2 separate regions of the Homo sapiens genome follow, and region 1 is linked to region 2. The links are chromatin loops, found by intact Hi-C in ENCODE. Cell type or tissue: Caco-2. All regions are shown on one strand. Links, peaks and the distances in the headings refer to the core of each region. The heading gives the core; the rest is flanking DNA.

The links. A loop is a pair of places that touch in the nucleus more often than their neighbours do. Peaks named below come from ENCODE experiments on the same cell type or tissue, not always from the same donor. Only the 100,000 strongest peaks of a DNase experiment are listed, where the experiment ranks them.
Region 1: it touches region 2 in a loop (9-fold over the local background); 2 of 110 quality-filtered maps call a loop at or near these places.

The regions. Positions count from the first base shown.
Region 1 is chrX:18,719,908-18,726,370 of GRCh38, forward strand. All of the region lies in intron 1 of PPEF1 (protein phosphatase with EF-hand domain 1), which reads left to right. Among named protein-coding and RNA genes, the nearest start is that of PPEF1, 15 kb to the left of the region's middle. In Caco-2, for the core only: no CTCF peak of the experiment used is centred there; a DNase peak (open chromatin) is centred at 2,954.
Region 2 is chrX:18,616,089-18,624,508 of GRCh38, forward strand. CDKL5 (cyclin dependent kinase like 5) reads left to right here. Exons shown (of 18, transcript NM_001323289.2): 16 at 3,779-3,878. Among named protein-coding and RNA genes, the nearest start is that of RS1, 52 kb to the right of the region's middle. In Caco-2, for the core only: no CTCF peak of the experiment used is centred there; a DNase peak (open chromatin) is centred at 4,463; H3K4me3 peaks cover 179 bases.

The sequences.
Region 1 (6,463 bases), core at 1-5,000, 100 kb after region 2:
TTAATTGTAAAGAGGCAAACACTTCTACAGTAGAGAAGTTCACATGGACACCACCTTACCCAAGTGATCCAAGTTCGCTCAGTGATAATGAGACAGATGAGCACCACATGCCTTCTGATGTCCTAATGCACTGAGAAAGACATACCACTTATCCTGCCAAAATACACAACCTGAATCTCATCACGAGGAAAAGAGCAGACAGATCCAGATTGAGGGATGTTTTACAATCAACTGGCCTGTACTGTTTGAAAATTTCAGTGTCATTGAAGAGAAAGGCAGAGGAGTTGTTCCAGAATAAAGGAGACTGAAGAAATGACGATGGTATATGGAGAGAGAGAGAGAGAGAGACTAGTTATTAACAATTATACTATCTTTACTTTTTCATACATTTGAAAATATTTCAGCCGGGCGCAGTGGCTCATGCCTGTGATCCCAGCACTTTGGGAAGCTGAGGCGGGCAGATCACCTGAGGGCAGGAGTTCAAGACCAGCCTGGCCAACGTGATGAAACCCCGTCTCTACTAAAAATACAAAAATTAGCTGGGCATGGTGGCGTGTGCCTGTAGTCTCAGCTACTCGGGAAGCTGAAACAGGAGAATTGCTTGAACCTGGGAGGCGGAGGTTGCAGTGAGCCAAGATCGCGCCACTGCACTCCATCCTGGGTGACAGAGTGAGACTCCGTCTCAAAAAAAAAACAAAAATTTCTTTCAAAAGAAAAAACCCTAATCCTGTACATCCTGAGATAAGTTTACCAAGTTTGTAGTGGTGGCAACCTAGGCTTATGTCCTTTGGTAGTACCATTTTTTAGCCCTTTCTTGTTTTTGCCATCTACCAACTTCATTCATTGAAGACTCTCCACCCACTCTGAGCCTCATACTGGGTATCTTCACTGTACATGTGAATAAGCCCCAAATGCTTTGGTGTCTGAGTTCCTTGATCTCCTGAGCCCCAGAAACCCCCTCATCTCCTCAACTTCAGCTGCTCACTCCCATTTACTGGCCCCCATGGTCACCTGGAAAAGCCCCACCTCTGGAATCTTCATGATTATCATCCTATTCTCTGATTGCTTGGTCTTCTTTGAAACCTCTGAGCCTTAGATACTTCACATGTGTCTCTATCTCCCAGCCTCCAGTTTTATATAGATTTTGGGAATACAGGTGCATTTTTATTACATGGATATACTGCGTGGTGGTGAAGTCTGAGCCAGCCCTCTCTTGTCTTCCCTTTCTTCCCCATCCATCTTCCCTCCATCTTTTGTTGGCTGTCACTTGAACCAGTTAACAGATCATACACCTTAGTCATATTTTAGGCAGTTAAAAAAACTAATGTGTGAAATGTTTAGTGTTCCCAAACCAATTGCTAGCAAACTTTGGCTACAATTCCTTGATGGAAAAGCCAGAGATATTAGTAACTTGTATTTTTCTACAGGGATGATTCCGATTGATTGATTTATTTTCAAATAGCCTTTAGAATTTGTCTCCTTTGTCCAGAAGTTTCTGGTTTGAGTGTTCAGTTTTGCACATCATATCGTGCCCTTGGATGGTTATTTTCAGCTTTTCTATGTACAGTGATAGGTGGGCTGCAGCAATGGCACTAAAAACAAGTAGATGGATGAGTTAGAGTATTTGGTAACTGGAAAGAATCTTAGAGATCACACAGTCCAAAGTTCTCATTGTTTACATGAGAAACTGAGGACCTCGGAGTTTCGTTGATTTGCCTGAGGTTACTTAGCTGGCAACTGGGTAAGTCAGGGCCCAAATGGAAGTATCTCAATGACAAAGTCAGAACTTATTTTTATTACCCCATGTGGATGGGGTTGGTGGGTACGAGAGTAAGTACATAGAATGTTGTAGAAATGACCTGTTATTCTCGCTCTTGTCTCACTGGAAGGCCAGAGGTTCCTGAGAATGACACAATTATGATCTCTTTTGTCCCTTAGGGAAAGTGATAGTTGTGTTTCAAATGCCTGACATTGTTTGGAGACTGGACTTCACACTTTACTCTCTTCTTTCAGAAAAGTGTCTCCCAGGGACAAGGCCTCTGTGTTGTGGCCTTGCTCTGCAGGGCTGCCAGAGTTTGTGGCTGAGCGAGCCTCATAAGGTGTCTGCCTTGCTTGCTGCCCAACAAGCAGGCTTTGTGTCTGTCTCATGTTCACTGGGCATGTGCTTTGAGCTGTTTTTCCAGTGAAGTCAGAAGTCTCACTGGGACAGCCGCACATTCTGGCAGATGGCAGATATAGAAAATCTGTAAACAAAAATAACAGTAATGAAGACTGTGGTCCTAGGCCAGAGTTCAGCCATATCCTCTTCTCATCATGCTTTGAACAGCTGAGGTTATAGATGCTTCTCCTCTTCGCTTAAAGCCTTTTGCTATTAGAGGATTCATTTTCTTTCCAGTTCATTCGAATTCATTTTAATCAGCTGTGTCGCACTTGTGCCTGGGTCTCTTCTTGCCTGGAGGCCAGGCCCCTTAAAGGTACATTAAATATTCGCTAATCCTGCTGCTTCCTCAGGATTCCTCTGCCAGAAGAATTTCAAAAGCAGAGAGCCTTTAAATACCTTATCATTCTGAATATGAAATGTCTTGTTTGAAGAACTATCTGTCAAATAAACTCCTATTTAAAAACCAAAACCAAACCAAACATAAAGACTCTACCAGCCAGCACAAAGAGAAATGTAAGACACAAAGTCTTAACTAAACAGTCATTTCATTTGTTCAACAAATATTTATTCCTGCTATGTTCCAGAGACTATTCCAGGCTCAGGAAATACAGCAGCTAACTCAACAGATCAAAATCCCAGCTCTTATGGAGATTACATTCTAGTGGAAAGACACAGACAATGACAAAGAAGTAAATATCACATGGTGATAAGTGCTATGGAGAAAAAATAAGGAAGGAGATAGGCGATGAGGGGAGAGGAGACCATGTAAGAAGGGGTGGTCAGGAAAGGCCTCCCGCAAAGGTGATGTCTGAGCAAAAGCTGCAGGCTCTAACTGCATGCACCTCAGTTGGCCGGGCTCTTCTTGCTCTAGGCTGTTGTGTTCGGAGATGGTAGCCTGTTTGTCCACAGTAATTTGTGAATTTTTTTTTTTTTTGTGACGGAGTCTCGCTCTGTCGCCCAGGCTAGAGTGCAGTGGTGTGATCTCGGCTCACGGCAACCTCCGTCTCCCAGGTTCAAGCAATTGTCCTGCCTCAGCCTCCCAAGTAGCTGGGATTACAGGTGCCCACCACCATGCCCGGCTAATTTTTCTATTTTTAGTAGAGACGAGGTTTTGCCTTGTTGGCCAGGCTGCTCTCAAACTCCTGATCTCAGGTAATCCACCTGCTTCGGCCTCCCAAAGTGCTGGGGTTACAGGCGTGAGCCACCATGTGCAGTCATAATTTGTGAAATTTCTAATGAAATATTATGTATAATTAGGAAGTCTTTGGGACTTAACTGGAATTTGTTAGCCTGGAGAGAGACAATTTTTAAAAAAGTATCTCCCATTTATCGAGTGCTTCCTATATGACAGGCAATATGCTAAGCATTTTATATGAATCAATTAATATATTACTAATACCTATGTCAACAGATTACTAATACAGTATTATGTATTATTACAACACCCCTAGAAGGTGTTCATTCATTCATTCAATCATTCATTCAACAAATATATAATACATTTCCAGGCCTTGCCCCAGGTGCTGCGGATGCAGCAATGAAAAAAATGAAGTTCCTAGCTAATAGGGGAAAATGGACAATAAACCCATACACATATAACTGTAGACAATGTCAGATGCTCAAGAGTGCTACAGAGAACAGTAGAACAGGTAAAGAGATAGGGAATGTGAGCGGGAGAAGGTGTGGGAGGAGATGCTATTCTATATACCATCTGATTTTTTTTTTTTTTGAGACAGAGTCTTGCTCTGTTGCCCAGGCTGGAGTGCAGTGGCATGATCTTGGCTCACTGCAACCTCTGCCTCCCGGGTTCAAGTGATTCTCATGCCTTGTGCCTCAGCCTCCCAAGTAGCTGGGATTACAGGCATGCACCACCACGCCTGGCTAATTTTTTGTATTTTTAGTAGAGACAGGGTTTCGCCATGTTGCCCAGGCTGGTCTCAAACTCCTGAGCTCAGGCAATCCACTTGCCTTGGCCTCCCAAAGTGCTAGGATTAAAGACTTGAGCCATTGCGCCTGGCCCCGTCTCATTTTTTATGGCTGATTCCAAATGCCATGTATATAGCAAAATGAGGATGAGCCCAGGTTCTGAAATTACAGATAACTGGATTTGACTCTGCATTGTCCCTCTGACAAGTGACATGACCCCAGACATGTTGTTTCTGAGCCCCAGTTTCCTTATCTGTAAAATAGGGACAGTCACACTTGAGAGGATTGTTAGGGGGAGGATGAAATCAAATCACGTTGAAGTAGATGATCCACATAAAGCACGAGGCACAATGCCTGGCACAAAGCAATCACTCTGAATTCATTATTTGTCTTGCTCACTAACCCCGTACATGACTATTTAATTTCTTGCAAGATACCATGATAGTGATTGCCACCAGAGAAAAGAATCTATTAAAACAAAACAAAAAACCAGCTTGGCAATAGAGAAACCACCTACTGGCCACAGAAAGTTGGCCAGGTAACTTATTGAATCTATGCTGTTGCTTCTGTCTAGAAACAAAAATAGAAGACCCTTGCTACACATGCTCCTCAATAGCATGCATTTATTTATTCATTCGTTCGTTCATTTATTCTGCATGGAATCAATGTGACCGGGAAGAGAAGCCCTGTTATCAGATGAAGCAGCAGGACCAGAAGTAGATCTAAGCTGTCCAATAAGTTTAGAACTGGATGACGCAGATCTTCAACTCTCTGGGCAGGGTGGGGGGTTATGGGGGCCAGCAACCCCTCGGGTAGGGTCTATCATGCCTGCATTCTACCCTTTGCTATTTTGGAGGTTTCTTCTCCAGGGGAGGGTCCTCAGCTGGCTAGTGCTGTCCTGTGGTGGATGGGGCTTAGGAATTAGGTGAGGTTTTGGAGGTCTGATATTGGTATGCCCAACCTTGCTGGGCTCCTTCCCTCTCCTGGAGAGGTTTCCTTGGGAAATGTATGCCCAAGGGACAACAGCAGGATGTGGATCAAAGTCCACTTTATTAGCTGCTGCACAAGTACCCCAAATCTCAACGTAGAGCTCTAATGACGGCGTGCGTTGGAGCCTGCAGGAAGTTGGAGGCTTGAGGTCTTAGCAGGACCTATTTTTCCCACCCCTCTGAGATGAGCTCATCGGGCAGGGTCTAGTCAGGAGGCAGAAACCACAGAGTGATTTGAACAGAGAGAATTGAATGTAAAGAACTATAGCAACTGCAGGGAAGTTACCACCCTAGAGTTGAGAGAACAAAGGGAAAAGGGTGGAATTATTCCGGTTGAGAAACTTGCAAGGAGGGTCCCACAGAACTGAAGCCCAGACCTCTGAGAAGTGGTGCACTCAGCTGGTGCTGGTATCTCCGGGGCTGCCATGAGACTGGCTTTGCAAGTGCTGGATGAGCTGCAAACTGGATCCGACGACTGTTACCTGGGGTGAAGAGCAGTTGCTAGGTTACACTGTCAGGAACAGGAAGCAGACAGGAAGGAGTGTGTCCCTAGTCCCTCCCTCCAGCCTTGCAGTCTGCCTTTCCCACCCCTATTGGCAGAGCCTCACAGGGGGCAACTGACAAAGCTGAAATGGGGTCTGCAAAGTCCCAGCCTCAGCACCACTGTGCTGACTAGGGAAGGGTGGGGTTAGAGTTGAGACCTGATAGCTTAATAAGTGGCATGTGTGCTCGGGTACAGGCGTATGAGCATAGGCAGAGATGGCTGCTTCCCAAGCTGGGGTGGGGTGGGGCAGTTCCGTTTCCTGACTTTGGAGTAGAAGAGGAAGTAGAAGACAGAGGGGACCATAGGTGTTTATAAACTTCCTATGCCACAGTTTACACCCCTCCCAGTGGAACCCAGTGAACGTATTGTGTGCTATATACAAAACAGCAGCTCCTCCCTTGGAGAGTGGGGTGGGGATGGAAGCTAGGCAGAGATGGGAGGGGGCCTAGCTTGCCTCTTTCTCCGCATCAGGGAGGAGAAGTGGCAGTAGATGTCAGGTGTCCAGCTAGTGCCAGCCACTTAGTAGGCATTCAAGAAATGGTGAATGGCCAGGCGCAGTGGCTCACACCTGTAATCCCAGCATTTTGGGAGGCTGAGGCGGGTGGATCATGAGGTCAGGAGTTCAAGACCAGCCTGGCCAATATGGTGAAACCTTGTCTCTACAGAAAATACAAAAATTAGCTGGGCGTGGTGGTGGGCGCCTGTAGTCCCAGCTACTGGGGAGGCTGAGGCAGAGAATTGCTTGAATCCAGGAGGCGGAGGTTGCAGTGAGCCGAGATCGTGGCTCTGCACTCCAGCCTGGGCTACAGACGAGACTCTGACTCAAATAAATAAATAAATAAA
Region 2 (8,420 bases), core at 1,943-6,942:
TGTCAGGGCAAGAAATAGTTCAAGGTAATACTACAGTATGCAGAGGGAAAAGGATCCAAGCAATAGCTATGGAGAGAAGCAGGTTGGAAAATCATACATATCATAGATCTCTATGGAGTGTGTGTTTATAAAACAGGCAGCTTCACTTTGCTTTGAAAGACAAAATGTATAAATATGTTTAGAAAGACTGCTGTCAATTGGGTTAAAAATTGATGTTTAAAGAGTAAACCAAATTACTTAGAAATCCCACTAGTTGGCCAGGCACGGTGGCTCACTCCTGTAATCCCAGCACTTAGGGAGGCCAAGGCGGGCAGATCACCTGAGGTTGGGAGTTCGAGACCAGCTTGACCAACATGGGAAAACCCCGTCTCTACTAAAAATACAAAATTAGCTGGGCATGGTGGCGCATGCTGGTAATCCCAGCTACTCGGGAGGCTGAGGCAGGAGAATCATTTGAACCCAGGAGGTGGAGGTTGCGGTGAGCCGACATTACGCCATTGCACTCGAGCCTGGGCAACAAGAGCGAAACTCCGTCTAAAAAAAAAAAAAAGAAAGAAATCCCACTAGTTAAATGAAGAATTGCTGTAACTTGCACAATTCCAGCCTTCTTTTTCTCGTAAGGTTATGAATATATTGATATCCATTAGTGCTTGTCATCATAACTTTCAGAGTTACTCCCGTAGAATTATTCACTGACTCTCTCTTCTCACACATTAGCTAACCACGCTTATCACATCGCCAGGGGAGGGGCAGGTGGCAGAGAAAGTGTCACAGAGTAATGCTCCTCACCACTTCAGCTCACCTTCCATGCTGCTCTCAGAGGGATTATACTGAAGTCCCATAAGCCTGACCATGATGCTCCCCCGCCCCATTCCCTAGCTGTCAAACCTGTCCCCTACCCCCAACAAGAGTCTGTGAGCAGCTTGAGTGAGATCAGATTCGTTCTTTTATTTTTCTCTGTTTCTTCAACACCTAACACAGGGCCTGACATGTATAAAGTACTTGCTGAATGTTGGTTGAGTGATTCATTGGATTTTAATTCCTTCCTTTCTTTAGGTGAATCTTTGGAATTGTGTCTCCTCTTGGACCCTTATGGAAATAGCTGTCATGTTAGATAACGTTAGAGTCCCATGCCTGTGTGCCTGCTTACCACTTGTCTCATTGCCCTCCTCCCGTACTGTTTTGGTCCCAACTGCTGCTCTGGAGAAGGTGCCAGGTGACTGGATGAATAGTCCTTCTCAAAGCTTCTGTCTCTGAGATTGATGTGAACCCCCTATTTACCCTTCTTTTGTGCTGCTCCTCTTTACCCCACTCAGCACGAAGCTGCTGTCTTCCAGGTGGAATCACAGGGGCCAGAATGCGCAAATGAGGGAAATGACCAACCACACCCTTACCCATATGGCTCAGTTCCAGCTGTCAATGTATAACTCATTCTGCATTCCTTTATACAACACAGCTTTTCAAGTGCCTTTGTTCCAGCCAGCCTCTTTCCATCTGTCTCTGAGTCACTCTGTCAGCCTTTTCTCCCTTCCCTTTCTGTGTTAATTCTTTGGGTATGTATGTTTCTGCATAGCTTCTCGCTTGTTTTGTTTTTCCTCTCTGACATCCTTCTTTCTGTCTTTGGTGATGCAAACACACGCTTCGCTCCTAGTTTTCACCCACCAGTTCAAGGGTAATTTATTTCTTTTTTTCATTTGGCCTCTGGGATCTTTCTCTGCCTGGATCTTTGAAAATGTCCCAATCATTCCTCTATCCCCACCTGGGCTGTGGTTTATCCAGTGCCTCTTGAAAAGCCCCTGTAGAGGGTCTTTGGCCCATCTTCCCTGTGTCCTGGGGACCCAACGATGCAACATGCAAACTGCAAACATTGAGCTTTCCTTTTATTACCCTCCCCTTCTCACTTTCATCTTATTCACCGTTTCATCCTGCATAGATTCTCCTCTTACCATGCAAGATCCTACTTCCTCCTAGGACTGGTGTCTCAAGCCTTCATTTCCTCTTGTGCCAGCATTAACATTCTTACAGTAATGCCCATTCACATTCTGAGATGGCAGTCATGATGAATATGTCTTCCTTAAAGATTTGCTGGATTGGCAGAAAGCACTTTTACCCTCAACACACCTGTGGTATTTTGTGAGACTTTCATTCTGCTTGGTAAAAACTTCTACCCATTAATCTGAATATTCTGTTGTGCTTCTAGGTTGTGTTTTTGCAGATAGTATTGTGGAACGACATAGCTTTTTCATAAACGTATAATTCTTTAACCTCTAGAAGTTACAGAACGTTAAAAATAGTATTGCCATTTCTACTAGATGCTCTCTGAGGCTCCTTTCCATCCAGAGTCATGCTTTTGTGATTCCAGAAAACCCCACTCTTCTGCAGTGTTCCTTACCAATGGCAAGTGACTGAATGCTGTGTCTTGGAGTTTAGCTTACGACAGTCTGTCTTTAAGCCCCATGCAAGAGGGTTTCATCTCCTTAATTGCAAAAGAACTTGTCACAAGAAACTTTTACCAAATTCCCAGGGCCTAGGCCCAGTCTGTCATTGGGTTTAGAATGTTTTTCGCAACAATACAACACTACATTTAAAGACTCTTTTGGCTGGCCGCGGTGGCTCACACCTGTAATTCCAGCACTTTGGGAGGCTGAGGTGGGCAGATCACTTGAGGTCAGGAGTTCGAGACCAGCCTGGGTAACATGGTAAAACCCTGTCTCTACTGAAAGTAAAAAAATTATCCAGGCCTGGTGGTGCATGCCTATAATTTCAGCTACTTGGGAGGCTGAGGCAGGAGAATCACTTGAACCCGGTAGGTGGAGGTTGCAGTGAGCCAAAATCGCACCATTTTACTCCAGCCTGGGCAACAGAGCAAGACACTGTCTCAAAAATAAATAAATAAAAATAAAGACTCTTAAGTTTTCAACACTTACCCATTTCATCATGTCTGAAGTTTTCTGGCTTTCAAAATTATAAATGTATCATTCTGAGTTCAGAATACCTGGTGGTGTCAGTGGTATCAAGCTTAATGTCAGTATTTTCAGTTAGAAGCTTTTCCCCCCGCCCCGTGAAAGCTTTTTTTTTTTTTTTTTTAAAGAAACAGGGTCTTGCCGTGTTGCCCACACTGGTCTAAAACTCCTGACCTCAAGCGATCCTGTCCCAGCCTCCCAAAGTGCTAGGATTACAGGTGTGAGCCACTGCACCTGTCCCTACATTTTTTTCTTAACTATTTTTATTTAGTTTTAATAAATACATAAAAGGTTTAATAAGTAGGATATTTCCAGTTTCTGGCAAATTTTTACTTTCATTCAAGATGTTTTTATAGCTGTATTGATCTTTATGTTCAGTATCTTGACAAGTCGCTAATAATAAACTTGTCGAGCTGGTTTTTAAAAGGTAAATAGAAAAATGAAGGTAGGTGTTGAAAATGTTTTGCTCTTTCCCTTGTAGAGTTACAGAAAAGCCATCCTTTAAGCTGTGTACTTTTCATAATCTCAAACTCTGAGGTCTTCAACAGCATGGAAATAGTCTTGCAGCAACAGTTACAGGTCATATAATGCTCAAATTGCTCTTTTGAGTGAGCCTGTGCCAGAGGATAATCACTAACCATGGTTGATTAAATTTAGTTCCTCCTGTGCTTTTTTAGAGGCTCTTTACCCAAGTGTTTGATTCTTCCCGGCTATAGGAACCTAGTGTCATGCATTTTCAGTCCTTATTATATTTGTCACACAATGGCAAGAAAATGATTGAAAAATCAATATGATAAAAATGTCTTCTCATTTAGGAAAAGTCCTGAAAATATTAGTCATTCAGAGCAACTCAAGGAAAAAGAGAAGCAAGGATTTTTCAGGTCAATGAAAAAGAAAAAGAAGAAATCTCAAACAGTAAGTAGATGACCAGTTTCTATATATAATAACATGTTTCTGCATTATTCAATGGATACTTTACACTTTGCACTTGGCAATCAAAGTTGATTGTTTTCTTATTGAGACTTGACATTTTTGCACTGTATTATGTCTCTTTCTGAAATTCTTTACAACTATCCTCTCAACAGAGCCTTTTCTACATTCAACAGAATCTCCAGGAATAGAAGAAATTTAATTTGGATGACAGAGAACACTTTAAGCCTTTCTCAATATACTTCTTATCTATGTGGGCTTATATTAATGTAAAAACTTTGAAGACACAGGATTTGTTTCTCTCTGGGGATTTAAAGATATGCATAAACTTAGGAAATGGGTTTTGGTTTACTTTTAAATGTTGAAATTTGTAAATAACCATCATTCCTTATTCTCTCCTGGCTGGTTACAGAATTCCTACGTTGCCAGGTGTGTTTCTGAGTTATATAGTCACAAAGATCGTATCTGGGATTTTAGGGCTTGCGTTAGAAGGAAAATATGTTTGCCTTTTGATCGCGCTGTGGGTTGGAATGCACCTTATCTCCTGGGAGCCCTTTGCCTGAACAAAGAGCTGGCTCCATGGGACCGTTCACATCACTTCACTGAACCACCCAAGCAAGGATCCTGCTGGTTTAGTGACATGAGAACCTTGGGGAAACCCGGCCTGTAGGACAGCAGCAGGAGTAGTTCTTCCCCTAGATGAGGCTGCATCCCCCTTTTCTTTATGACAACTTCAAGGCTAAACAAGGTAGAGTTAGCCGTTTTTATTTATTTATTTATTTTAGAGACAGGGTCTCACCCTGTTGCCCAGGCTGGAGTGCAGTGGCATGATCTCAGCTCCCTGCAACCTCTACCTCCTGGGCTCAAGTGATCTCCCACCTCAGCCTCCCAAATAACTGGGTGCACGCCATCACACCCAGCTAATTTTTTGTATTTCTTGTAGAGACAGGGTTTCACCATGTTGCCCAGGCTGGTCTCGAACTCCTGAGCTCAAGCAATCTGCCCACTTAGGCCTCCCAAAGTGCTAGGCATGAGCCACTGTGCCTGGCCTAGTTAGCCATTTTGAATGGTTTTGGTTCTAGTTTTACTTCATACGTAATTTATTCTTATTTATTTGAAGAGGAAAAAGACACAATCAAAATGGCCTGTTCAGATGGACTTCACTGATTTCATCTATAAGTTTAGTAGATTAGACCCAGTGTTTCTGAGGCCCTTTCTATTATGAAAATTATAGAATTATGACTCAATGGGAAGTAGATTAGGTAGATGTTCATAGCAATGTGTATAAATAACCTGAAGTAAGCATTTTTATCTCACAGATGTTCTAGAAATGTTAACAAATACCTTCCTAGATAATCTTTCTAGATCATTCTTTCACTTGCTTGCTTGTTAAATTTATGTATTTCCTTATAAAATAAATATGAGTTCATTATAGAAAATTTGAGAAAAAGAAAAAGATCGTTTTAAATCTTAATACCCTACCACAACTAGTATTAGGATTTTGGTATATTTTCCTCCAGCTGTTTAGCCTATGCATATGTTTGTGGCAAGAAGGTGGGGTTTTTTTTTGTTTGTTTGTTTTTTAAGTTTTAAATTAGAGCAATCCTTTTAGTACGATTTTGTATTCTGGCTTTTAACAGTTTATCTATCTATATCTACATGCACAGAATATGTATGTTACTACAAATACTTTATTATCTTCAATCCTAATGGCTGCATAATATTTCTGAAGTAGTCATTAAAAAAACTGCCCATATTTTTAACTGAAGCTTACTTTTAAAGTGTCAAATCAAAATGCCACTCAGTCAGATACTACTATAATTGTTACTTAAACTGGGTGAACAAATAGACCTGATTTAACATAGGAATACTTAAAATGTTTAAAGTGTTAATAAAACTTTTATCATTGTCTGTAGAACATGTTTCTCTATCATGAGCGTTAAACTTTGGCTACCTCCTGACCACTGTTATTTTTATTTTGTGGTTTTTGTTCTAAACCACAGGTCTCCTGGCATTGTGGGGTGATTAAGTGGTAGAAAGTAGGAAAGATTAAGGAATTGAAGGTGTTTTTGTATATAGATTTAGATTTTGATGTTTACTGTAGAGCAACATTAAACCTAAAGTCCCTGGCTCACTGTGGCACAAGTAGAGTATACATGTTGGCTGACTTTATTATTCAGAATTTAGTTAAATTTTAGATATTTTAGTAATATAGATTAGAGTAAAAAGGAAAATAACCATTCTCTAACATCCTCTCGACTTAAACTTTTTATTAGGTTTTCATAAGTTTCCTTTTTGATATTAAAGTAACTGTAGAATATCTCTGCATAGGCCATAATGCCTTAAGCTTTACCAACCCAAAAGTTGTTTGTATCTCTGCATCTTTTAATTAAATGAAACATAAAATTTAAGGGCTTTGGGATTTCCAAAGAGCGCTCAGTACAGCCTTCCAAACCTCAGAGTCCTACGCCTGACATTGGGTTAACTCTGCCTACTTTGAATGAGCATTTAAACTGTTAATAGTTTTTCACTTTCTAGAACTCAGCAAAAAGAAACTACATAGAATAAGCTTCAAAAGATTTAAGGCATTGTGGCCTTTGCATAAGATTCCAAAAGAATGAAAATCTGATGCCCAGTGTACATAGAGACGCATGACATGTTAAAGCTGAGGTGGATCCTAAATCTAGTTGAATTTTTTTATTCACTGGTATAGGAACTGAGCCCAAGCAAGTTGTGGGCTTGCTTCAAAGCCCAAAAATCACATAATCAACTGGGAGAACCAGAACTGCGTTCTCCTAAATACCAAGTCCAGGCTCAATTCATACCATGGACCCGCCTCTGTGGGGAGCCTCTAGGAGCTCTCCTCTGGCCTCTTCAGCGATGCAAGTTAAACTCTTCCTCGAGGTTCCTGTCATTGGAACAAGAAAATTTGTGGGATGTTTTACTCAAATCCCTTTTTACATATACCCTTAAAAGATTACCTAAATACTTGAATACCTTCATAGACATTCTAGTTCTCTGACAATTGAGATATCCAAAACAGGGAAAAGTGGTGACAAAAAAAAATAATTCTGTATTGTAAAGGTGCCTGCTTCGACTCAAGCAAATCTGGAAGCTGCCTTGGGAAATCTGGCTTTGGTTACATATCCAGAGTTACATAAGTCCTCAGAGCATATGGTGACTTTGCCAACTTGGTAATTGTATCCTAGTTAGTTAGTATCTCAACTTGTGATGATGCTTCCATTTAAATATTGAAATTTCTGTTTCTTCTCTTTGAAAACCAGTATCTGAATTGTGCTAGATGTTTTCCATTGGGTAAATATTTCTAGCAGTACAGAACAAGGCCTCTTACTCAACATTAGTATCCCACCACAGTGATCAATACCTCTTCCTAGTGATGTTTTCAGGCTTAAAAGTTGACCAAATTCGAAAGGGTTTCCAGTATGTTGGGATTTTTTTTCTCCTAATAGGCAAATTACATGGTAGATTTTTTACTTGCTGAAGTCCTCTCTAGCAATTAGGAGAAGATTGAAGTTTATCAGTAGCTCTTTAACACAGTTCTTTATAACCATATTTCTGATAGTAAGTAAAAATTATTTAACGTTTTATAAGCTTAATGTGAGTAGGTGTGTCTAGGTCTCTTGGCATTCCTACTAGAGGTATTGATCATGATCTCACATTATATACTTAGAAGAAGTTTGTGCTTGTCTTGAATTTGCATTATTGACATCTTCACATCCAGGTGAGAATTGGCACAGAAGCTCTAGATGCACAGCACCGAGATTCTTTCAGTGACTGTTAATATTTAGCAATTTGAGGGCTTCCAAGGGCTAGTAGTTTCAATAAGAGCACTTTTTTTTTTTTTTGCAATTAGTTTATTTGTATCTTATATTGCAGACAGATTCCACCAACGGGGAGAATCCAAGCATCAAGAAATCCCTCTTTCCTCTTTTTAATTCAAAGAATCATTTAAAGCATAGTTCTTCTTTGAAAAAGCTTCCTGTAGTCACTCCACCCATGGTACCCGTTTTTATGTATGGTAGCCCTGAAAACTGCTCCAGTAAACTTGTTTTACTGATGACAACAGCATGTCTTATTTTCATGAGGTCATATTCTCTTTATGCTAGTTAAGTACGTGAGCCAGTTCCATAAATTCACTGGGATATAAATTCATTGCCATTCTTCTGAATCAGTTAAGAAAGTTGAAGCACAAAGTCTATTAAGCAAACAAACTAGTGAAAGGCTAGTTTGTCATGTCTGATTAGCCAGTTATGGGCAGATAACATTTATAAAAGCCTGTATTTTATGTAAGGAATTCTGTTAACATTTACAGTTAACAAATATCTTTGCATTTGACTCACAGAGTTTGTTAACACTTGATTGGCAATTTGTCTTTTTGAAGCCAAGTTGAATTGACCAAATTGAATGAGCTAACAGGCTCCATGAAAAAACAGCTTGTTTCCTTGTCTGGCTTGAGCTTTTGCTGGTCAGTTTAAAACCAGGGCTTTTGCTTGGCATTTGACATTA